Linked DNA regions of Mus musculus: regions 2 and 3 are each linked to region 1. Evidence: chromatin loops called from intact Hi-C (ENCODE). Cell type or tissue: gastrocnemius. All regions are shown on one strand.

Region 1 (8,000 bases):
CAAACCTTATGAGAAACTACACTTGGACCAAAAAAATTATCAAGTATGCCCACAAATTATAAAGTGTTAATTTTAAAAATTCAAATATTTTCTCCAGAGTTGCTTTTACTATTGTGAGAAAATTTTACTCATGGATTTTTAAAAAAAGATTTTAAATAAAATAGTTTCTTTTCTAAAACATGTGCCTTATTATTAAATTGGGCAGTCAGATAAAACAAAACAACAACAAATCTAGAATACTCATGTTCTACTTGGCATAAACACTTGTGCTCCTGATGATCAAAGGAGTGGAGACTTTTGTGAAGCTAAGAGATCTGAGATAGTGCAATGCAAATAAGCACCTGTCCACACCGCCAACAGAAGCAGCAAACAGCACAGAACAAGTTCCTCCAGTCCAGGAATGGTGGGTCAGGTATCATAAAGTAAGACTTGAAGGAAAACATCAGTATACACGCAAACACCAGTGATTTACCTGGGAAATACTTGGGCAAAAAAACAAAGAGGAGATGGGGGACAACTAGCTCATTGATAGCTTGTGCAAGGTCCTGGCTGCAATCAAGTATCAGTGTATACACACACACACACACACACACACACACACACACACACACACACACACACTCCTCGACCAAACCAAACCAAACCAAAGCAAAAGCAGATGTAGCAGATGTACAATCTGACCATATAAAGTGCCACTACAGGCACCCAGTAAGTGCATGGATTATAGACACAAAAGAGCCTATCAGATTTTTAAATCACTGGGAGTAGGGCTGAGGAAATGGCTATGTTTTAAGAGCACTTGCTGGTTTTCCAGAGGTCTGGAATTTTGGTTCTCATAACTTATGTTTTGCAACTCATAACTGCCTGTAACTCTAGCTTCAGGGTATTCAACACCTTCTTCTTGCTTCCCTGGGTACCAGCACCCCCAACCCCTAAAAATGAAGTAACTGTTAAGACATCCAGACAATATAAATTGGTGGGGAACTATCTGAACATGTAAATACAAATGTACTAGAAAGAGAAAACATATAAAGAAAGTTCTAAAAAATATTAAATGAAAATTCTTTATAATGAAATGTTTATGTTGAAGTTTCCCCTGAAGGTAAGGTTAGAGGGAGTGGGGTATGTGTGTGTATGTTTGGGGAAGTAGTAGTGGTGGGAGAAAGTCTGTGCCACAAAAGATCATCCTCTAAATGCCAGAATTATCAGGTTTAATAATATTATAAAACCATTCACAAAAAACAAGCCACATATACTGAGAGGAGGAACTGTGGATCCTGAAAGGGAACATTGGCCAACAAGAGAATAATGCTTTCATAATGTTTTATATCTGAAAATTCTATACCCAACCAAACTATCAATTAAGTGTGATGGGAGAATATGTACACAATTGCACATTGATGGGATTTCCAAGCTTGCAAATTTTTGGACCTTTCTTAACTCAGAAAACTACAGGCAAATACAAGTCTCAAATAAAAACATTAAATCAAAACAGAAGATAGATAATATAGGATCCAAGAACTGTGAGCTCAATTCAGGAAAGGCTGATGATGAAATGAGAGCTTATGGGGTGGAGCCTTAGGTTTGAAATGACACGGCTTCAAAGTCAGTGTTATTTTCTTTCCCCTATTTAGCCATGGTGACACTTAGCCATGGTGACAATATCAACCTTAAGGGATTAAGAAAATGTTATTCCAAATGTAGGGAACATGAGCAGACTTGAGTGAACCTGTGTTGAGAGGCCTCAGCTCTATTCCAGTGGTGAAACCTTCCCCAGGTGAGGTTTGGAGGATAGCAAAATCTTCCTCTGGTCCAAGTGGGTGTGTTGATACTGTGTTCAGAAAGTGACCACTGTAGCTTCCTTCCTCAGTTAAGGCTGCTTCTGTCCAGTACCTGCTCCTACCTAGATTAGGTCAACCTGCCTCCTTGTTCAGGTTATAAAATAACCTTGTCTTCTTGCTCAAATGCACAAATAAACATACTGAGTTTCTGAGGCCTGTGACTTCTCCAGCCGAGAGCTCAGATCACCAGATTCAGTATTTTCTGTGTGCCTGTGTTGTTTGTCTTTCTTTCCTTGACATTCCCATCAAGGTCCTGAGGCTGTGCAAGAGCAAGGCACAAACTCTTTAATGTTAGTGAGCATGCCTCAAGCTTAGATGAAACAGGACCACAAGGTATAGTGAGAGGCACTTAGGAGAGCTTGGTTGTTAACCAGGCAAGACTTGTCTGTCTGTCCCAGTTTCCTAAGAGTCCCACTCCACCTTACTATAAGATGAAAGGATCCTGTGACAGAAATACTAGTAAGAGTCAGTATCTTCAGCTATTTTTTCAAATAGAAGATTTTATTACTCACCTCTTCATTTAAGCCTGCATCTACTGCAATTGAAGTAGCATCGTTTTCTAAAGCTGTCATTTCTAAGGACTGGCAATCTAAATCCAAGGCAATGAAAACACCATTTAATTCAATGGCTTAGGCTTTCCTAAAATGACCCTGGATAGATTCACTACTGTTCTGAGAAATGGACAGCCATTTTAATGCTCACTCCCCCAGGTAGCTTTTAAGGGAGAGATGAAAGCTTTGGAGAGAGCCTTCTTCCTAAGTATGTTCTACAGTAAATGTGAGGCGTAAACTGCTTCCCATTAAAACATCCACAGGAGTGGTCCTCAAAGAATGGGGCATTTCACCCCAGGGGTTCCTGGCTACAAACTCCTTTCTTCTGGGTAATGGAGCACCTTTGACGTAAACAGACTCTAAACATCTAGTAGATCCTTAGGATTCTCTTTTATCATTGTTTAGGGTCTTCCAAGAAGGTACTGAGATCTGTGGATGCTTGAAACTATATAAATGGTGCAGCAGTTTTCAGGTAACCTGCACATCCACATATTTTAAATAATCCCTAGAGCAACTGTATCATTAACACAATGTAAATGCTCTCCGAATAGTTACTTAAGTAACAGCATCAAGAACAGCTTGTATATCAAGACCCCCCCCCATTACTAAATACTTTCCATCTGTGCTGTGTGAATGTGGATAACAAACCTGGGGTACAAAAGGCTGAACACACTTACATAAAGTTATGACAAATGATAATATTTTTCTCTTGTCACTGGGACATGTCTTCCAGATCAACAGCTGTTGGGTAACTGTACTACATACAAATATGTATTTTAGAGAAATGTTAATACATTTCTCTAAAATAGTGTTTTCCAAACTATTGGTTATGGTAAAATATAATTAATATAAAATTAGTCTCCCAGTATGGCACATATTTATTCTATTCAATTTCACTGTGTTCTCCACAGATATTCCAGTCTTCTGCATTGAAAGCATCTGTCACAAGAGCTATAACACTACCTGGGAAGAGAATGCTCTCCTGCCACCAGAAGCTCCCTACACTCTGCTAGCTAAACAGCTACAACCCCATCCCAAGCGCTGCTGGACAGCCCTGGAGCAACAGTGGTGGAGGCACTTTCCCCTCCCTGCTCGTGCCCTTTCCCCTTCATTGAACCCTTCTGCTGGGCTGGGCCAGAGGTACACTGACAGACAGATCAGTAATCAGCCATCATCAGAGAAGTGTCCCCCTGTAGTAGCTGGAAACAAATATAGAAATCCATAACTAGACAATGAACAGAGTTAAAAACCTCCAACACTCAGTCCTAAATGGATGCTACCACCAAATCCCTCAGGGGTCAGGAGGACATCATGGACACAGGCCTTCTCAATCCAGCACGACTGAGGTATCTAGGAATTCACGGGGACGATAGGAACATGCATAGGGATAGGAACATGCATAGGGCCTGCAAAGGTCCTAATGCTGAGATGGGAAAGTGAATGCAAGCCCATTCTAACCCAGAGGCTATCTCCAACTGATACCAATTGGCAAAGGAAAAAACTGTTTCCTCCAATGGAGTCTTACTGGGTGCATACCCCACATTTAAGGGTAGGCCCCATGCGCAGTAGTAGATGGCCAAGACAAAATGAACTCAATGGTATTTTGGAGATTTTCTGTCTCATAATGCTTTGTCTGGGCTTGCTTGCTTCCTTTCTTTCTTTAAATCTTACAGGTCTTTTACTTATACATTATGGCTTTTGGTTTTGTGTTATGGCATTTCTGTGTGTTTGAATGTGTGTCTCTGCATCTATGTTTCATGTGCTTTTTCTTCGGCTTTTTTTTTCCTATTTGTTTTGTCCTATACTGCTTTGTTCTTATTGTGTGTGTGTGTGTGTGTGTGTGTGTGTGTGTGTGTGTGTGTATGTGTATGTGTGTGTGTGTGGATAGGAAGGGGGAAAGGACCTGGAAGGAGTTATGAGAGGGAAAACCATAATAACAGCAATTTATTGTATGAAAAAATCTATTTTCAGTAAAAAAGTAGATGGCTGTGTGGCTTTCGTAATTGAAGATGTAAGGCTTCAGGTGACCGTGTACAAAACCTCCGAATGTGGCTGTTACATAACCAGTAAATGAACAAGCAGGTCCTATGATCCCCATGTAAGCAACGTATATGCAATCTTTTAAGATAGCTGAGTTTGTTTCGGAAAACACAGTAAGAAAAGCCCTGAGCACTGGTTAGCCAGGATAGGCGGACATTCTAATGGGAGTAGAGGGCATTTGGGGTGGTTGAGCAGAGGCAGCCTGCAAACCTACACTGCCCCACTGTGGCCACAAGCAGTAGACCTTGTAAGAGACAACGGTTTTTCTTTCTTGGTAATAATAATTATAAATAAGACCTTTTACTTCCTGTGATTTCAAGTTGATGGCTATTGCCAGGACAACTAGGCAGAGCAGCAAGGAACAGGGGCTTCATAAGAAACTCTCCTACCAACCAACCAAGAAAGCCAGATTACCCAACTGAAGTTACCAGAAACTGTGGCTTGTCAAGGGAAATGCTCAAATTAATCTGAAAGGACTAACTTGTCTTTTAAAAGCTGGCTGCAGATGTGTCAGGCTGAGATAGACTCATCCACTACAGAGAGCTTGGAAATTCCCTCCTGGAGACTGCACGGTAAAAGACTTCTCTAAGAGGCAGGTAAAAACCTCACTGCAAAATTAAGTCCAACCCTCGGTATCACTTGTCAGTCAGTCCGTCTGACCGGTATTTCTGCGTGGAGCTGAACTGTCAAGCGGTTAACAAAGCTGAATATAGAGAGGTCTCTGGGTGAGGGGACAGCTAAGGTCCCTGATAAAGGTGGCAAGAGCATCCCATTTACAGTTAAAGGGAAGCTTGAAGGTCTGAGGAGAGAGAGTCAGAGGAGACCCTGCTTCAGGGTCTCTAACCACTACGGTGCACCTCACTCCTGTAAGGGCAGGAAGTGCAGGAAGCAGACACCTTGTAAACATTTGCTAAACAAACAAATGCAGCTGCCAGGTTGGGAGGGTTGACACCATCTGTTTGCACCCAAGCACCAAGGACTGGAGGTGGCTGGAAGGGTAGGTGTGCCTAGATCTACTCTGTCCAGATTAGATACCCACTTGCAGCTTGCGCAGGCCAAAGCCCATTAGTGGTTTTGGCGAAGCCAAGACTAAAACTCAATTTCTTGCCCTTGCTCCAGGGCTTCTAGTTTCCTTGGTTTGTTAGATATATTGTCTCTTGTAGTTCTGAAGTATTTCTGAAAACTCACTGAATTTTGCCTTTTAAATTCAAAGTGTTTTTAAATTTTGTCAAATTTCTCTATCTGCACTCTCTTAGGGCAAGCTGTAGTTGCTTTTCTTGAGGACTTTTGCAAATGAGGGAGGACTTGAGACTGTCTGATCTTGAAGTCACACTGCTCAGGTACATTCTTGCTCGTCTGTGTACTTGGGGTTGCTATCCTTCCTCCTTACAGCACAGGGCGGCACTGAGACCATGATAGCAACAACAGAAGCCACCACAGTCAGTCTTGAAACATCAGTGTATCAGAAGGATTAGAAAGTTCCCCAGACAGTGGAATGTCTAATGATATTAAATAGCCTTGCAGACTTACTGAATGGAGCTACAATTTCCTAATTTGAAGCAACAGAATTTAAAAAAAAATGTGAAAACTCTTGTCATGAGTTTATCTTTAAGATCTTTTTTTTTCCTTAGCTATTGGGATTTTTATGTCAGAGTGAAGGGAGATTTTTTTCCCTTGAAAGCAAAATTTTAATCTTTTCTTGAATCCTCAATGGTTGAAGAAGCATGGAAGGGCCAAGTTAAAGGGGCATTTGGGAGAGCATGCTAGCAGCTTGCCGCTGGCAAAGCTTACATGCACTGCCTAGGGTCAGCCAGGACGGCTGGGTGTTTCCCAGCATTGACCTTACTGCTATAGAAATGCTTTACTGTCTATAGTGTCTCTCTGAGGGAACCAGAAGTTCCTTAGAGATGGGGATGGTGTCTTGCCCACTAGAGTTCCACACCAACAGACCAAACCACAGTCACCAACCAGTTCCTAGGATGCTCCTTCCATAGGCCTTGACAAAACAGGTACTTCACACGAATCAGCTCATCTCAACTTTAACCTCGCTTTAACGATCCCAGGAAACAGAGCAAAAAGGCTGAGCTGTTCCCGTGCTCCTTCAAAACTCTGTTGCTAGCCATGAAATACTTTATCAGAATTTTGGTGGCAGATACAATGTGGTCCTGGGTGTGGCCAAACAAATGAATAGGATTTAGAGGGGAATAGAGTCCTTTACAGGAAAGATGTGGAAAACGTAACCGTATAGATTTATGAGCAGCTACAATTACAGACGGCAACCTGAGCAGATCTCATCAATATCCATGGAAGGCTATTCACCGTCTAAACATGTTAACCCCTCATCTACAACACAGCAATCACTTTGTACCTGTTTTAAGAAGGTGCTTGGATGAATCCTCATATAATATAAACCCCATAGATACCTGTACCTCATAGAAATGATATGATTCCTAACTTGAATATATGAAATTTGAAATGATTTAAATGATTCAAAATCTGAAACACTGAATACTGACATAATTTGAAAATTCTCTCTGACCTCATGTGAAACACTGCAGTCAAAACTCACTAGAAATGTTATATCAAATTGCCTTTATGCTAACTATATATGTTTATACATTATAACAGTGGACCCTGATGCCGGAAGCAGCCCAGCGACAGAGCACAAAGCTGTGGGCTGGATTCCAGCACTGCAACAACAGAACAACAGAATCGGAACTGCCAACAAAATCCAAAATGGACAGGAGATTTGGCTCAGCAGTTAAAAGCATTTGTTGCTCTTGCAGAAAACCCAGGTTCAGTTGTCAGGACCCACAGGGTGGCTTACAAGCATCCATTTCTAGGAAATCCAACTCTGTCTTATGAACACTGAGGTCACTACATACATATACTGCACATACATACATGCAAGCAAAACTACTCTTACACATAAAATAAACCTAAGAAAGAATTAAAAAATGAACCCCAAACACAAGACTAAGAGTCCTGAAATGTAAGACCCTAAGGAGCACTCAAACCTTTACATATGTAACAACGCCAATATGTAACTTATAAACCTAACACAGTAAGACGGTAAAAAGAACAATAGTGTAATAGAATGATTGTGGCAGCAATAAATAAGCCATTGCTTATTTATGAATATTTTATTTAGAATTTCTGCACCACAAAGAAGAGCAAATAACTGAAAGCAGAGAACAGAAGTCACTGCTGACTGATGGGGTCCTCCAGGCTTCATTTGGAAACACTCAGGACGCTTCCTACCCCTGTAAGCGAGAGCACACACACACACACACACACACACACACACGCTGGCTTTCACTGTGCTTCTCAAAGCTGTTCCCTCATAGCCTCTGACTGCAGCTTGCTAAGTGCTCTGGCTTCTTCACCAACCAGAGGTTAGAGTCTAAGATGTACAGGCTGAGCTCACACCTGCAAACTAACATTGCCCAAGACCTGGTATCCAACTATTCTCATGAGATGGAACCTAAGAGTTAGGACTCTGAGCACATTGGAAACAAGCACATTGGAAACACGTTACACTCTTCCAGTAAGTGAGGATCTACCTTCA
Region 2 (8,000 bases), 200 kb before region 1:
AACTGGCCTGGTAACATATACACATTGTTGTTATAGTAGGATAAACGTTACAGAGATAACCAATGACTTTCTGATTAGATTTAAGGCTTCCTTCACAAGAGAAACTCACGTCTACCTGGTACTACAAACCTGGCTAGTAACCCAGTGACTTGGAAAATCAGAAACCCTAGAGGAGAATCTATTAAAATTATTTTGCTAAATGGACATAATATCAAACTGCCTTCTAAATACTTATCTTCATATCCAAAGATCAGTTCAACTCTCAGATCTTATTGGAGAAGCTTTGTTCATTGCGGTGGGCAACAATTAATACAGAGACTCACAGATGAATAAGTGACCGTGGAGTCCTCAAGCTCTGACTGACTGATCACCTATCAGACTCCTGCCCCATCCTCTCAAGACAAGGGGACACCACGGAAGAGTGGCAGGATGCTGGTAAGAGCCACTGGTTGGAGAGGACGGCTGCAATCAGTGTCTTCTGGATTTGGCAGGGCTATTGGACTCATGATCTTGGGACAGCTGTGGGTACCTGTACAAGACCTGCACAGGATCAAACCAGCCAACATCCCAGCCTGTATGGGAGAGAGACACATGAAACCCTACTCTTTGCTGAGAAGTTACTGGCAGTTGATGGGCACTGGGGAAGGGAGAATCATCTTCTTCAAGGGTGTGGCTCCTGGAGGCTGCCTATGCTCCAGTAAATGGTCCTGCATCAGTACTTATATGAGTACCAATTAGACTTGATGGACACTTTTTTAATGCAATAAAGGAGATGTGTTAGGGAGGGTCTAGAATGAGTTAGAAGGGGATAGTGGGGGGAAATTATGATATACACATATTGTATCCATGTATGAAATTCATAAAAATGTTTTTAAATGTATGAAAATTTACAATAAGAGTAAAGAAAACGGATACTCAAGAATACAGTAAGAACCACACCTGATGGAAAGAGTGATTTTTCAGTTAACATGGACATTGGAGTATTATGCTATATGACATTATTAACATGGACATTGGAATATTATGCTATATGACAATTTTCTGCTGCTCTAGTGGACTGACTCTTCCCTGCATGGAGACGGGCTCTGTGGGGCCAGCTTGCTACCCCCAGGGGCTCCTTATTCCTGCTGAACTTCCAATCATTGCCATCTCCAGCTGCGTCTAAAGTGCATAAGACAGTAGGACAGCCCTAGGAGTTCATGAAAGGGAGTCTTTGGATCTCGTGGTCTCTTCTAGTCTTCCTTATGTAGTCCTTCTACCTGTCACGACTTGTATAGCTTTGTACTGTGCACACTGTCTACAGTGTGGAGTTGTACTTAGCTGAAGAAATGGGGGAACTATATATATAGTCCATCTTACTGGAAGTGTAAGCCCCATTTTCTATTTAGTGATTAAGTACAGAATGTCCTGTTCTAGAGGTCAGTCTTGGGTTGATCTCCATATCCCATCAAGCTGTGATAAAAAGCAGCCTCATAGGTGATCCTCAAGGTGATGCAGATGGCAAAGAACATAAGCTGGAGACAAAAGCGCCTCTACGGTGAACAAAGGAGGGACATGAAAAATTATTATTTCAAAAGCTAACTTAGTAGCCAATAGGAAGCTCTAAAAGTGACCTTAGGAAATGCTCAATGCTAGTCCCCCTGCCTCCTTGTCCCTCTTCCCAGAGTCTATTTGCTTACTCTGATTTCTAAACAGGCTTTGTAGAATACAATAGTATCCGACTGGCTGAGTCAGGGCATAGGTGCATCCCTCCTACACAGGCCACAGAGCCAGAATTCCAACGCAGACATCAGCAGATGGGCCGTGCATCAAAGCAAACACGCATGCTGACCTCTTGTAAGATCCTATCATCCCTCTACCTGTCTTGCCTTGGAATAGCCATTGAACAGGCTTCATCACCCACTCTTGTTAAGTTTCCAGCCGAGAACTGAGAATTTAAACAATTTCCAGCTTGTGTAATGAGTAATGGAAATAAATCTTTTTCACCACCTTCTGTGAGAAATTCTTTTCACGGGCTCTAATAAACACTGTCACTGTTTGAAGCCTTAAATATCTGACTGTCTGCTGCAGACTACACAAACGCCATCTTAACTGTGTGGGACCCGCTCTCACGGAGAATCTGCTTTTTGTAAAATTTCAGCCTGCTTGGCTATCTCACAAGACCACATAGAGTGTTCTTCCAACAGCCTTTGGAACTGCCTTAAGAGGCAGGAGCTCCCCAAAGCCTCATCACCAAGTTTTCAGCCTGTTCCTAAGCAAGAAAAAGAACAAAATGTATGCCCCCAAAGGAAATACTGCTGCCACCACAGAACAAAACAATATACATCAAACCCACACTCATTTCAGTACCCCTGCTGGAGGAGGCTGTAGACTCTGAGCTATGGAGTTCTGGAATAAAAGGCTCTCAAAAGTCAACAGTCCCTGACCATTCATGCTCACCGATATCTGAGAAGATGTAGATTTAGAGATGTGAGTTGAAAGAAGAGGGTCTCAGGGACCCTCTCCTTGATGTAAGCCAAGCTCCTAATACAGCATCAATACATAGTGCACACTTGCTTTGTTGGGAAGTCCGGCCAAGGATGTGGTTTAGTGAGCAGCCTATACGTGAAGGTGTAAGCAGGCATTTTCAGATGGAGAATTTTTTTTTTACTTGATACTTGAATCAGACACTGTTTCAATGTTTATATTAGTTTTTAAAACCTCTTTAAATAAACTTGGCAGAGCCTCTTTGAATAACATCATGAGTCATCTAGTTATGTAGTACTCCCAAACCAAGCCAAATCTTAGTGGTCTTTCTCCTGGCCTAAATACAGTTTGCACAGCTCTCAGACGAGGGCTTCTAGAGGCCTATTGTAAATCACTAAGTCTCTGCAGCCAGCTCTCAGGAATTTTAGAGGCAGGATAAATCATAATTCATTCTTGCATTGTGATAACACACAGCCATGTCTGAATTAAAAATAAAATGTTAAAATCTTAAAAATGGATGGGTATGAATGAACCAATGAAGAAGCTACAAATTTTGAGTCACACACTGTTACTCAGAAACCTTAAGATCTAAAAGAGGCGGGGGACATAAGCCAGTATGTGGTTTCCCAACAGAGAAAGAACTACAGGGAGAGAAAGGACCACCATTTCTGCCTTATTTATTTTTGTATGTGGCTTGGAAATACATCATTCTATAAAAACATCATTACTACCAAACAATGCCCTTCTTTTAGCTAGGTGAGAGATCCAGAGTAACAAATACGTTTTCCTTTTTGTTTGTTTGTTTTTTGTTTTTAGGATTTTTTACTTCATTTGTGGATGTTTGTTGCGGGGGAGGGCGGTGGTGGGGATGGTATGCATTTGAGTGCTGTGCTTGCAGAAGCCAGCAGAGGGCACCAGGTCCCTCAGAATGAGCATTATAGGCAGGTGTGCACTTCATGGGGGTGATAGGAGCTAAATTACAGTCCTACGGAGGAGTCGTTTGTGTTCTTAACCAATGAGCCATCTCTTTGGCTCATTTTTTTCCTCCTTTATGTGAAATAGGTTAGACCAACTACCTTATACAAGTATAATGAAAGCCCTTTGTAAAGGTTAAAATGTTTTAAGTAAATCATTTAAAAATATATAAAGAATTAAAGGGAATTTATTTGAATAAAAATTAACCCAATGGATCAAAAAGATAATTTCCAAAGAAAATCGATGTAAAAATTATTCATGTATGTGTTAACTTTTTTGTTTATATTGTCTTTGAAATGCAGTTTATATTTTATACTTTATTTAACACATCCATATTTTAGACTAGGAGCCTTTCTGGGACTCAATAGCTCCATGGAGCTGGCAGGCAACGGGCTGGACAGCAAAGGGCAGAAATGAAGCTAAGGCTTATCATGGCAGATCTCTTCCCTTGGGCTATCACTGTCTTCCACCCTCTCCAAGACTCCTTTTCACCTATCCTGACATCACAGCACTTAGAGGAATGTCACCCTTATAAGTCACATGACATCCTGTTCTGAAGCTTAGACAACACATTCTAAATGAAAAGACAGGACCCAGGCTCATTCCCACTTCTCAACAGTAGAATGAATGGAGACACATGACCGCCAAGTTTTCAAGCCGTAACTACAACCCGAGTCTTTAAAAGCACCTCTGCACACCATGGCAGTGGCTTCCATCTCACTTTACCCTTAGAAATCACGACACAGAGCTTTGTAGCAAGGAAGAGAGAGCCCACTGAAGTCACAAGGAGAACGTCTGTTGCTTATACTGCTCCGAGGTCCCAATGGCTCGCTGGGGTGAGGGAGAGGTTAGGTCTCAAAAGGAAGTTATTTCCATGACTTGAAAGAGATTTTTGGTCCTCTGCCAAAGGCAGGAGAACCTTTTTAAAAATAAATCAATTCCTCATTTCCAAAGAACGACCATGTAGAGCATGTATGCTGGATCAAATGCCGTGACTGAGAAATGTCACCATCAGAGCCAAGAACACCCGAGTCCCGCCCCCACACCCCCTAGAACCTTACTGAGACTCATAAAAGACAGCTGTCTCTCTCCTAGTTTTCACTGAGTCTAACTGTATATACACTGTTTCTTGCTTTAGGAAGCAAACAAAGCATTACTCCAGCAATTACAAATTATATTCTGCCTTTTTTGATCTTTGAAAACAGGTTTTTGTTTGGTTGTTGTTGTTGTTTTGTCCTACGTTGTTTTGTCTCCCTCGGGATCCTTACTCTCATTTGGTGAGTTTAGTCATGTGAAAATCTCAAATGCTGGCAAATCTCTTGCCTCCTCTCTCATTCCTCTTGCTCTGCCCTCCTTGTATCTTTACTGACAATATCAATCATTACCATTGCCCCAGCCTCCATACACACTGAAGAAAGAGGAAAATGTAACTGGAATGTACATTTAGCACTACCAAGAATCAGGAAACATGATGTTTCTTCTCTTTATTTTAAAGTAGTTTGTGACGGTGGAGGTGATAAATCTGACATTGTCTTGCTTGCTTAGTGAAGGTCTTGTGACCTATGGGAGAGATAAGTATGGTCTGAGGTAAATCCAGGTGGGAAAATTAGTTCAATAAAAATATCTACAATGCGTACATGAATTTTTGTGTGTAAGCATGCATTACGTATGTGTTGTTGCATATATGCCTGCATGTTTATGTCTTTGTATCTCTACCTACAGTAAAGGGGAGAAATATCAAACAGCCAAGCAGCAGCCAGTTCATTTAGACATTAATTCTGACGTGCCCTCTGTTGAAGGAACCAAGTCTCCTTAGAGAAATGACTGTGTTCATGACAGGGCAAAGGAGCAGCAAAATGGCCTGGAAGAACCAGAATAGTAAGAGACATATGAAGAGTTTGACAGGGCTTCAACTGGCTGATGCCCACTGTCAAAGGAATAACCAGATGAAAGAGTGTAAGCTCGGTAAGTGGTTGCCTTTCAAGCAACAGGACCTGGGGTCTAACCCCAGATGATGTTTTAAAAACAAACAAACAAACAAACAAACAAACGAGACAGGTATGGTGGAAGATGCTTTGTAATCCTAGTATTGGAGAGCTGGAGGGAGACAGATTCCTGAGGCTCCAACAGCTTACTCTAATTTGTTATTTATAGGGAAGGGATGGAAGGAGGGGGGAAGGGAGAGGAAGAGAAAGAAGGAGGCAGGGGCGCAAGAGAGAGATTGGCTTTTTCCATTGCTGAGACAAAATACGTGGTAAGAATCAGCTTAGGAGAGAAAGAGCTGACAGGCTTTGGCCCGCTGTGCCTGGGTACAGTCCATCATGGTGGGGAGGCATGGCGGGGGAAGCTTGAAGCAGCTGGTCCCACATCAGATGACAGGAAGCAGAGAGCAGTGAATACTGGTGCTCGGCTCCCCTCCTCCTTTTTACTTGTCCTGAAGTTAAGACGGGTCTTTCCACACCTATTAATATAATCTAGATGATCCTTTATAGCCATGCCCAGACCCTAGCCTAGTCTAGATAGTCTCTCACAGAGGATTATCTCCTGAGTCTAGAGCTGGTAAAATTCACTATCGATATTAACCATTCACCACAAGTGTACCCCTTTTAACTTGACACCAAAACACTTTTAATCCATAAGCTTCTACTCATTGACTTCTAGGCTCATGGCCATCTATTAATGCAAAATGCAGTCAGGCCAGCTTTAGAGTTCCCATAGTTTTTAGCTTTAATGTCCTTTAAATGCCTTTGAGTGCATATGCCATCTGAGACTGGAAGCAATCACTTAACTCTTAGTGCCTACAAGAAACAAACAAATCAACAAAACCATAATCTTCTAATATACAATGGCACAGACTAAGCATCCCCACTCCAAAGGAAGAGATGGAGTCATAATGACGAATGGTCAGATTACAACAAGAGCAGACAGACCACACCGTGGAGGGCAGCATACCATGCAGCTCTGTGTCTAGCTTCTGGAGCTCATGAAAAAATCCTTTTGGCTCTGAGGGCTTGGGTAGCTCCAGCTCTCCAGCTCTATGGCTCCATAGAGTTGGCTCCATTCTGTGCCTTCAGTTTTCCTCAGCAGATGCCTCATGGTCCCAGCATCTTTAACATCCTCAGGTCTTGTTTGCAATCTGGACTTTATCTTCATAAGTTCATGTAGTAGTCTCTCAAGGTGTCCGTGCAGAAACTCTAACCCTGCCACACACCGACTGACCTCAGCAGCTCTCTAAAACCATGCAACAAGACTCAGTGACATGTTTCACTTCCATCTTTCATGCCTGGAAAACCAGAGACATATGGATAACACTGCTAACCTCTGCTGCTTGGACCAGACCAGTAGTAACCTCTGAACACCTCGGTGGCTAAACTACTAATTCACTTCCCTAAGCGTTCCCTTGGGAATAGGAAATCCTTTCTGTGATATTATCACTTTGGGCTTTCTTGTATTTACCTAAGTTTACATTTTTTAACAGTGGGAGCCATGCACAGATCTCACCTTCAGGATACATTTCCTATTTTTCCAAGCATGAGGCTTCTCTTTATCAGTTGCTGATGCTCTGGCTCCACTCTTCTTTCTGCAATGTACACCCAGAGAATGCTGGAAAGTAGCCATGCCACAGCCTGAATATTTGTATATTGGAAGATTACTGCTTTGAAATTTCTTTCATTGAAGAAATTACTCTATTATTTTTAAACTCAGCCTCACTAAAGTTCTCAGGACTTGAGCAGATTAAATACAGTCAGATTCTTCACAATAATATCAAACAAAAAGCTTTCAGCCTAGTCCTTAACAGAGTGTTTGTTTTCTTTTGAAACTTCATGGACCATGTCTCCATGGTCTGTTTCTTTTGACATTCTGGGCTCCTAAACTCCACTTGAGTAGTCCATTCTATTCTCCTTAACAGGATCTGGAACTTCTATACCCTGATGTTTCCAAGTTCTTCCACACCCCTCCCATAAAAATAGTTTCAAAAGCAAAGGAATTATATAGTCAGGTTCATCATAGGAGCAACCCCAATCCTTGTTCACATTTTCTTCTAGCTTAGTTATGCTACTTGTTGCTATTCTTGTGCGCGCTGGACTGGCCAGCAGTAACGACGCTGCAACAGGATCCTTCTGCACACGTTTATTGGGAGAGCTTGATTGCAGAGGCGAAGAGACCCTGAGCCCAGAACTGGTGCTGCTTATATAGGCCTAGGAGAGGCATGTCTCACACCCGGATTGGTTATGCACTAAGCCTCATTTGCATGTGCCTCATCTGATTGGCTACTCTCTCTCTCTGTACCTCACAGAGCCTCATTATCATACCTCATTTGCATGTCTCACATCTGATTGGTTATACTCTCAAAGCCTCATTATCATGCCCGGGCCAGGCAGTGTCTTTGCAAAAAACTTTACTGCATATGTACACATTGGTTGTTTGTCCAAACTTATGCGTGGTGGCCAGTAGTAGTCAGCGCCACTCTGCAACGGCACATGTGGCTTCCCACAGCTATGGCAAAATACTTGGCAGGATTCGGCTTAAGAGAGAGGAAAGGTTGACTTTGGTCCACA
Region 3 (8,000 bases), 240 kb before region 1:
TTTGTTTTGTTTTTTCGAGACAGGGTCTCTCTGTATAGCCCTGGCTGTCCTGGAACTCACTTTGTAGACCAGGCTGGCCTCGAACTCAGAAATCCACCTGCCTCTGCCTCCCAAGTATTGGGATTAAAGGCGTGTGTGCCACCACGCCCGGCTATTAAGTCCTGACATGGGCTACTTCAGATGCAAAGTAAAACCTCCTGCATATCACTCTGAATGTGGACAATAGAAGGAACTTGCCTGTTGCCTGCTGTTACTTGTAAACTGAAATGCTGACGAAACTCTGTTCTCTTTACAGAGAGCCCAGGTATATCTAGGGTTTCCTGCTGACTGAGCACAGGAGGCGAGCGGACAGGACAGTCTTAGCTCACAATGATCTGACTGTGTAGATTTACAGCGTGTGTACTGCTGGCTAAGTGTGATAGCATCTGCACTTCTGTGCACATCCCATAGACTCCCCTTATTACTGAACTCTTAAAACTGGCATTGGGACATTACAACACTATTTTGCGCCAATTTTGTAAACCTTTACAGTGCAATATTTATTACTTTTCTGAGGCAGGCCAAAGATATATTTCTCAAGGTTCCGCAGCCATCAGCAGCATTTCATGGAGGATTTTTTTATACATTTGTAATAGATAGCGATGAAACAGATTGCAGGGTTTTTGTTGTTGTTGTTGTTGTTGTTATTATTTTTTTAATTAGAAACCATGTACCAAGTTTCTGGTCAAGATTGTGTAGGAGAAGTTAAACATAATTGCATTCTATAAATCAATATGAGTGTCTTTCTTATGCATATAGTTACCTTTAAAGTTCTAAGAACTAAAAAAACAAAAACAAAAACAAAAGCCCTTCAGACAGGCTGTGAAGCTCGGGTGTCAGAGTGCTTGCCTGGTATGCACACAACCCGGGGTAATTCCTTAGCACCTTCTACAACAGATGTGGTGGCACATGTCTGCAATCCCAGAATTCAGGAGGAAAGCTAGGAGGACCAGAAGTTCAGGGTTATGCTGAACTATGTGGAGAGTTCAAGGCCAGCCTAGGCTCCAGACTGTGTCTTCAAAAGTTGTTTAATCACTCAAGTCCTTACAAAAGACCTCACTAGCAATGGAGTGGGTGGCTCTGCTGCTCTCTGTAGCACCACCTAGAGATTTAAAATGCTGGGCCTGCTCCCCAGCTTATTATTTTACTGCACTCAGTCTTCTCCCTTTATCCAATGTTCCACCTCACGCTTACAAATGCCCATGGCCATTTATGACCCAAATTTAGGAAATGTGAAAATAATGCCAGAAATAAATGATCCGTCTTTGAAATGATTTTTGTGTTCTGCAAAGCTAAGGACAAGAACTCATAAGTTTTCAGTCTAGTGCCATTCTGAGTAGTAAGATAACATCGGTGGCTGTGCCAAGGGGGGAAACACACGTTTTCTAGTGTAGCCACACTGTGTACACTGCCCACCTGCCAGTCACTCATTAGCTGTCGCAGCTCTCACACTGTGTCATGGGGTCACACTGCCAATAACGAGTAGCTCTATTCTTAACTACCTTAGTTTTAGCCTGTGTCCATCTCTTGCTGTTACGTTTATAAGTTCATTTTATCATGCTTATGTATGTAAAGAACAAATACAGAATGCAGTATCATTTGTGATTTGGAGCATCTGCTAGGGACTCTGGAAAGCGGTCCAAAATTAGGTTAAGTGGGAGGCAAGGAAGACACACTACAGTGATTGATTAATTGATTGATTGACTGAACCAGCAGACTACATTGTCTGAGATTAGAGGTCACTAACTGGTTGCCACATAGCCCTTAGCACACTATCTGGTACACTCATTTGCACAGTATAAATGACATCTAATTACGCAGACATTACTAGCAGATGACTGAGAACCACTGACTTGGACCAAGAAAATGCACAAGTAACTTATGTCATAGTGGGGGTGGGGGTTGTTGTTCTGTTTCATTTTGCTTTTTTTGCTATTTTGAGACAGGGTCTAACTCAGGTTGCCTGCTGACCTGAAACTCACCTGACTGAGAATGTCTAAGAATGTTTGACCCCCTGCTCTCACTTCTCCAGTGCTGGTAGCTAGGCATGTAACCACCATATCCATGACGCTCAAGGCTGGCAACTACTTCCCTTATTAAATGCTATTGTCTTCTGTACAACTCTGTTCACCTCCCCAGTCACCCCTCACACGCCTGGCAGCGAGCGGACTTGCTTCTGTTTTCAAGATTTACGCTGAGTTAATCTTACAGTCATTCTGGCAAGCGTTCTCCAAATGGATGTAAATCCAGAGGCTCATCTCAGAGCCAGTAACAGTGGGCCGCTTCTGGGAGGAAACAGGAGAACCCACTAGCTTTTGGACAGAATGCTCATCTCATTGGGAGGCTAGCTTCCTCCCCTCTCTGCTGCCAGTCTAGCGTCTTAGTGGTTTCTTTCCTTCTCCCCCCACCCTGCCCCCCGACATCGTGCTTTTCTGCTGATGTAATTAGATCAATTGTGCCAAGCTGGATTGAACTGAGTGCTGCATGGGACAAATGTCTAGGCAAAGTCATTAAAAGCCATGGGCCTTAACGATGCCTTCCCTGACAGCTGCTTTGTCCAGTCCAAGCTAGTTCAGGAAGAGGCCAACATGTAAAAGGAACGGAGTGGGTTTGGGGAGTTTCGTGGTCCTGGGAGGAGGAACCAAACTGCAGGAGCATAAACAAGCTGCAACCCCAAGAAGTAAGCTGTGTGCTCAGTCACCTGTGGGTCACAGCCAGCCCTAGGGGACTCTTAAGAAAGAAGAAATGTTGTGATATCTCCAAGATAGTATGCGATAGAAATTTTGATGATGTTGATGGTTTAAATCTAAAGCTTTATGGATCCCAAATACATTAAGTGGTTGACTTTCTGAGAGGGTCAAATAAGCCAGCCGAGAGGCCTGTGTGCTGGTCTTGCAATGCCAATGTCTATCACTAGAGGGCACTACAAGATCGGCAACCAATTTAAGCAAAGCCTAAGCCCGCCTGCAGTTTCCAGAGGGATACAGAGAGGAAGAAAGCGGAAAAACCACAGGCAGGTGTGTTCTTTGCTTAAATCATAACCTCTGCTCCAAAACTTAGATCCGTTCCACTAAAGGAATCTCCAACTTAATTGGGTGAGAGAAGGTGGCTGCTAACCCCAAGGGACATCTGGGACAGAGAATTAGGGGAGAAGAGGCCAAGAAGCAGGCCAGGAGGTCAGGGGAAACACCCACCCACACACATCCTCACTCCCCCACCCACCCCCACCCACACCCCCTGCCTCTCTGCCTCCTGGGAAGTGAAGCCTTGCAGAGTTGGCTTAGCAGCAGCTGCCGGCTGAGTACTCACTATTTGGCAGAGTCTGACAGCTGGTACTCCCTCCTCCTGTCGTAACACTCCTGGATTCCGGGATCCAGCCACAGCTGCTTGATGGCTGCCACCTGGTCTCTAGAGAGTGCAGTGACCTTGTCTACTTCCACTTCCCTGATGATCTGGGCATTTTCCTGTCCAACGGAAAGGAAATACCACGTTGAGCACAGAAAAGCATGACAGATAAGGGGATGATCTGGGGTGGAGGGCTCTGACAGGTGCTGGGCTGTGCACAGCCAAACCCTCAGAAACCAGAAGACTAGGCGGGGTGATTTGGTTGCTCAGTCTAGAGACGTGAAACAGACCGCACTAGACCTGCGCCTCCAGTCCAGCAATAGCAGAGGCAGCTGCTCAGACCCGGCACCCAGGTGTGAACAGAGACACCCACGCCCTGTAGCCACTTTCACTTTTCCCACTTTCTGTTCATTCCAACATCTATGTAGCCAGCAATGGACATAAACTGTTGTATCAGTCACAAACCAGGATTGTTTGGTTAGAAGTGGACTGGCCCCAGGTGTAAGAACAGGGACACACTCTCTCTGTAAACGGAAAAATCAGTGCCAACTGTCACCCTGCCCTTTTTCTCCCTCTTAAGTTTTTTTTTTTTCCTTTTCTTTTTCTTTGTATTTCTTTGAAGTAGATTTTACTTTGTAGAGCAGCATTAAGATTCAGCAGAAATCTTCAGCTCAACAGAAAGTTCCCATATGCCAGCCACGTAGTCCTGTGCATCAATCAGCGCACAGTTCTTTCCCACCTAGGAACCACTCCCAGATCACCTGCTCTGCACGACAACTACTAGACAGTGTTTATTGTAGCTATTACTCCGTTAGCACACTAAGGATTACAGGCAGGAGCTCTGTGAGAGTGTATGCCCAGTGGATACTTCTCACTTGCAATCCTAGCGCATATCCATCGCACCTGAACCTCTGCATGTGATTCCTTCCACTGTCCTTAGCCAGAGAGCGTGATCCAGGGTCCTGGAGGGCCTTGAGTAGAGCATAGGTACTGTCCCCAACCTTCTGGCTTCCCATTGCCGCTCTGTTGTTTCCTCTTGCCCTATGACTGCCCTCTACCCTCTACATCTGAAGTGGCCATGTGCCTCTGTCTTCAAACAAGTCCGGGAAAACTCCACAAAAGCAGAGTAAAAAATCTCACTTGTGCTTTTATCCAAGAGTTCAGCTCCTTTTCTGCAAGCAGTTGGTGCTTTCTTTGATAATGTGAGCTCAATAAACACATGTGGCACATGTATCTATGTAGCATGTCAGAAATCCACAGCCATGGGATATGACTAGTGTGGGGAGACGCCTTGCAGAGAGGGGGGAGTCCACAGAGGAATCTGGGGATTCACGGTGGTGCCTCTCAGCCAGTTACCTCGCTAACTCCGCCCCTTCTTGCATGTCATGCACCATAGGCTGTTTTCTTAAATTTAACAATGAAGTCCAGCTTTGCTGTTGAGAATTAAAGCCAAACAGTTGACAGAGGACTGGGTGGGGCACTGCCATGCTACATGGCAGGGGGGGTGGGGGAGGATGAGGGGAATAGAGGGATGGGGGAGGGGGAAGGTTGGTCAGCATCAATGTATGCCCAGGAAGCAGATGAATAAAGTGAGCCTGCTGGTCTTAAGAGTCTCAGGGAGAAGCAGTCAGACTGGAAGACAGAAGAGTTTGGGAGCAAGCCAGCAGTTGCAGAAACATCACCGATGACCAGGCTCTCATAGAGAGTTCAGCACGGACGTGGATGAACGTGGCAGAATAACTCGTTATTTTACACAACTGCAATATACTAATAAGAAGGGGAAACACAGGGCTCAACAAGAACTTTCCTTTCCCCGATTCTCAAAAATCAACATTTTTGCTGCTGGAAGAGGGAACACAGAAGACAGAAGTATGTCACACGGAAGTTCCCAGGCCACCCGTGAAAGGGCCACAGGTGAAGTGGTGGTGCCTTCACCTAGGGCCCTGGCTTCTGCTGAGTGTCCCTGTCAAGTACAGTGAGCTTCTAGTTGCAACCCAGCAGGCTGCCCAACCCGCCAGGCCCTCATCACAGGGGCTGCTCCTCTGTCAACTGCCCAGCACAGCAGCCATCTCTGCGGGGCCTTTTGTTAGGTAAGTAAGGGTTTGTGGTTTACATTTGTCTATGTATTTTAATTGGCAAGTTGATTCTACATAGTTATGGTATATATACCACATGTTCTCTTGACCTATGTAAATAATGTATATGGCTAAGCCGAGCTATTTAAGACGTGTGTGTGTGTGTGTGTGTGTGTGTGTGTGTATGTGTGTGTTTGTGTGTGTGTATATGTGTGTGTTTGTGTGTGTGTATGTGTGTGTGTGTGTGTGTGTGTGTGTGTGTGTGTGTGTGTGTTTGTGTGTGTATGTGTGTGTGTGTGTGTGTGTGTGTATGTATGTGTGTATGTTTTTGTGTGTGTGTGTGTGTGTGTGTGTGTGTGTGTATGATCTTTGCATGGTAAGGAACACTAAAGAGCTACTCTCTTGGCAATGTTCAAGGAAATAATACACCATCACTAACTTAATCACCAGGATGTATGGGAGGTCTCTTGAACAACTTTCTCTTTTCCAGATGATGTTTTAATTAAAATTAAAATTAATATTCATTGGTATGTTATCAATGATAAAAAAAAAAAACCTAACTAGATACTATGGGAACGGTCTATTGACATTCACTATCCATAAGTGCAGCAAGCTTTGCTTTAAAAATGAGGTTAAAAATGTATATATATTTCAAAATGGAAGTTCTCTGCAACACAGGATTGTCAATTACAGTCTCTGATCCATGTTTTCACAACTCTGCCCATGTCCAGAGTCCGCTGCACACTCTACTAAAGCTTGTGAGTGAGGCTTTGAGGCTCCACAGCCATTGGTTTTTGGAGTCTTGCAAGCATTGCTACCAAGGAAATAGCAGGCAGCTGTGCCAGAGGTGCTCCCCCTATAATTCACATGCACACATGCACAGCTATAGTGAATGGTGATAATCCACATAAGAGGCAGGGCCTGTGGCCTTGACTAAACTGTAATGATGGCTTCTATCTTTCCCGTCTACATGTCCCTGGGCTATAGCTAATTATGAGAAGACACTGGACCTTTTGGGACACAGAAGGGAAGTAGTAGCCACCGAGCTTGGAAAAGCAGAGATCCACTTCAGCTTGCACACACTCTGGCTGGCTTTCTAGTAGACCTCACTGGCACGAGACAGCACTTAGGCCCTCAGCGTTCCCAAGCAACTGCTGAAATCATGCTCAGTTTCTCCGAAGCCTGGTTCAGCTTCATGGCCTACATAGACACATGGACAGGCCTATGGGAGAGCGTGCCTGCTCTTCCAAGTCACCTGCTCTGTCACCATGGAGAGGGTAAGGTCTACACCCTCCCCATGGGCTACAGTCCCATCCCCCACTTCACATCCAGTCTTGCTGACCCATAGAAACTTTACACCCTCACTGCCAGATACACAGAGGCAGCAGCTTTCCAACACCTACCTCTCCCTTCCACCGTTATAGCACAGTCCCTGTAATTAATTCGCCATTCTAGTCTCCGTCTCAAACCCAATGTGATATAGCAATGCCTCCATTAAAGGCCTCCTGATTCTATTCAGGGTCAAATTTCCTGTCATCACGGGTCCAAGTAAAACTACCATCTCCGGCATCAGTTGCGATGACCTGAGTGTCTCTAGTTCATCTTAGCAAGGACAGCCAATCTCATTGTTCCATCTGTGACTGGTCCTCCATGCTGAACCTGGGCTGGCTTCTGGGTCTATGTGTACAGCTTTCCTCTTGGATATTTTAATACTGAGGTGTCTTCGGATGGGAAGTACATGACCCTTATACAGATGTTGAGAGATCAAAAATGAGGAGCAACTGGAGTTAAAGACAGGTGGAAGGATAAGGACCATATTTCTACCAAAGGATGCCTGAGGTATGGCAGAAGGATGCTGTTCCCACAACCCCTCACACCTTTGCCACCATGAACATGGCTGTCCACTACTGACAGGACTTCCCAGGTGTGGGGCCAGGGATTCTCTTGGCTACATCAGGTTTCAGAAAATATTCCTTCTCCTAAGATGTCTGAACCTTCCAGTTCTAGGATGGAGAAACACATTCAAGGAATAATTATCAGAGAACATCTGGAAGATGCACTCCAACCCTCAAGTTTGTAGTCGTCTCCCAGTGTTCTCCAGGAATCGTCTCCAGGACCCCCCCACAGATACTAAATCCCAAGGATGACCAAGACCTTCTCTGAGATATCAGAGCATCTTCGTAGGACCTCCTCACACCCACTAAACCACCAATGTAGATGCTTTGATACGTTGTTATATAGTCTTACTTAGACACTTTTGTCCAAGCTGAGACCCATAGGCCACATGCAACTCAGGACAGCTATGACTACAGCCTAACACAAAACCACAAACTTACTTAAAACAAGATGTTTGGTTGTTGTTACTGCTGTTTTTTCTTTTGTAACCTGATTGCCCACCTCCCACGCATGGTTTTTGTAGATGATGTCATGACACAATGTCAAAGGGCTGGGCACTCCTGGAAGGGAAGGATAATAGGAGAAACAGTCATAGAGTGGCACAAGTCTTTAATCCCAGCACTCAGGAGGCAGAGGCAGGCAGAG

What was found. A loop is a pair of places that touch in the nucleus more often than their neighbours do. Peaks named below come from ENCODE experiments on the same cell type or tissue, not always from the same donor. Only the 100,000 strongest peaks of a DNase experiment are listed, where the experiment ranks them.
Region 2: it touches region 1 in a loop (4-fold over the local background); 14 of 42 quality-filtered maps call a loop at or near these places.
Region 3: a loop joins it to region 1, with 11 times the contacts of the local background. A loop is called at or near these places in 28 of 42 quality-filtered maps.

The regions. Positions count from the first base shown.
Region 1 is chr19:16,355,740-16,363,739 of GRCm38, reverse strand. All of the region lies in intron 5 of Gnaq (guanine nucleotide binding protein, alpha q polypeptide), which reads right to left. Among named protein-coding and RNA genes, the nearest start is that of Mir496b, 45 kb to the right of the region's middle. In gastrocnemius, a CTCF peak has its summit at 4,658; a DNase peak (open chromatin) is centred at 4,642.
Region 2 is chr19:16,553,546-16,561,545 of GRCm38, reverse strand. The region is part of intron 2 of Gna14 (guanine nucleotide binding protein, alpha 14); the gene reads right to left. Among named protein-coding and RNA genes, the nearest start is that of Gm41811, 26 kb to the left of the region's middle. In gastrocnemius, a CTCF peak has its summit at 3,380 (motif pointing right); no DNase peak of the experiment used is centred here; H3K27ac peaks cover 931 bases.
Region 3 is chr19:16,594,443-16,602,442 of GRCm38, reverse strand. Gna14 (guanine nucleotide binding protein, alpha 14) reads right to left here. Exons shown (of 7, transcript NM_008137.4): 3 at 3,349-3,503. Among named protein-coding and RNA genes, the nearest start is that of Gm41811, 15 kb to the right of the region's middle. In gastrocnemius, no CTCF peak of the experiment used is centred here; DNase peaks (open chromatin) are centred at 2,973 and 3,334.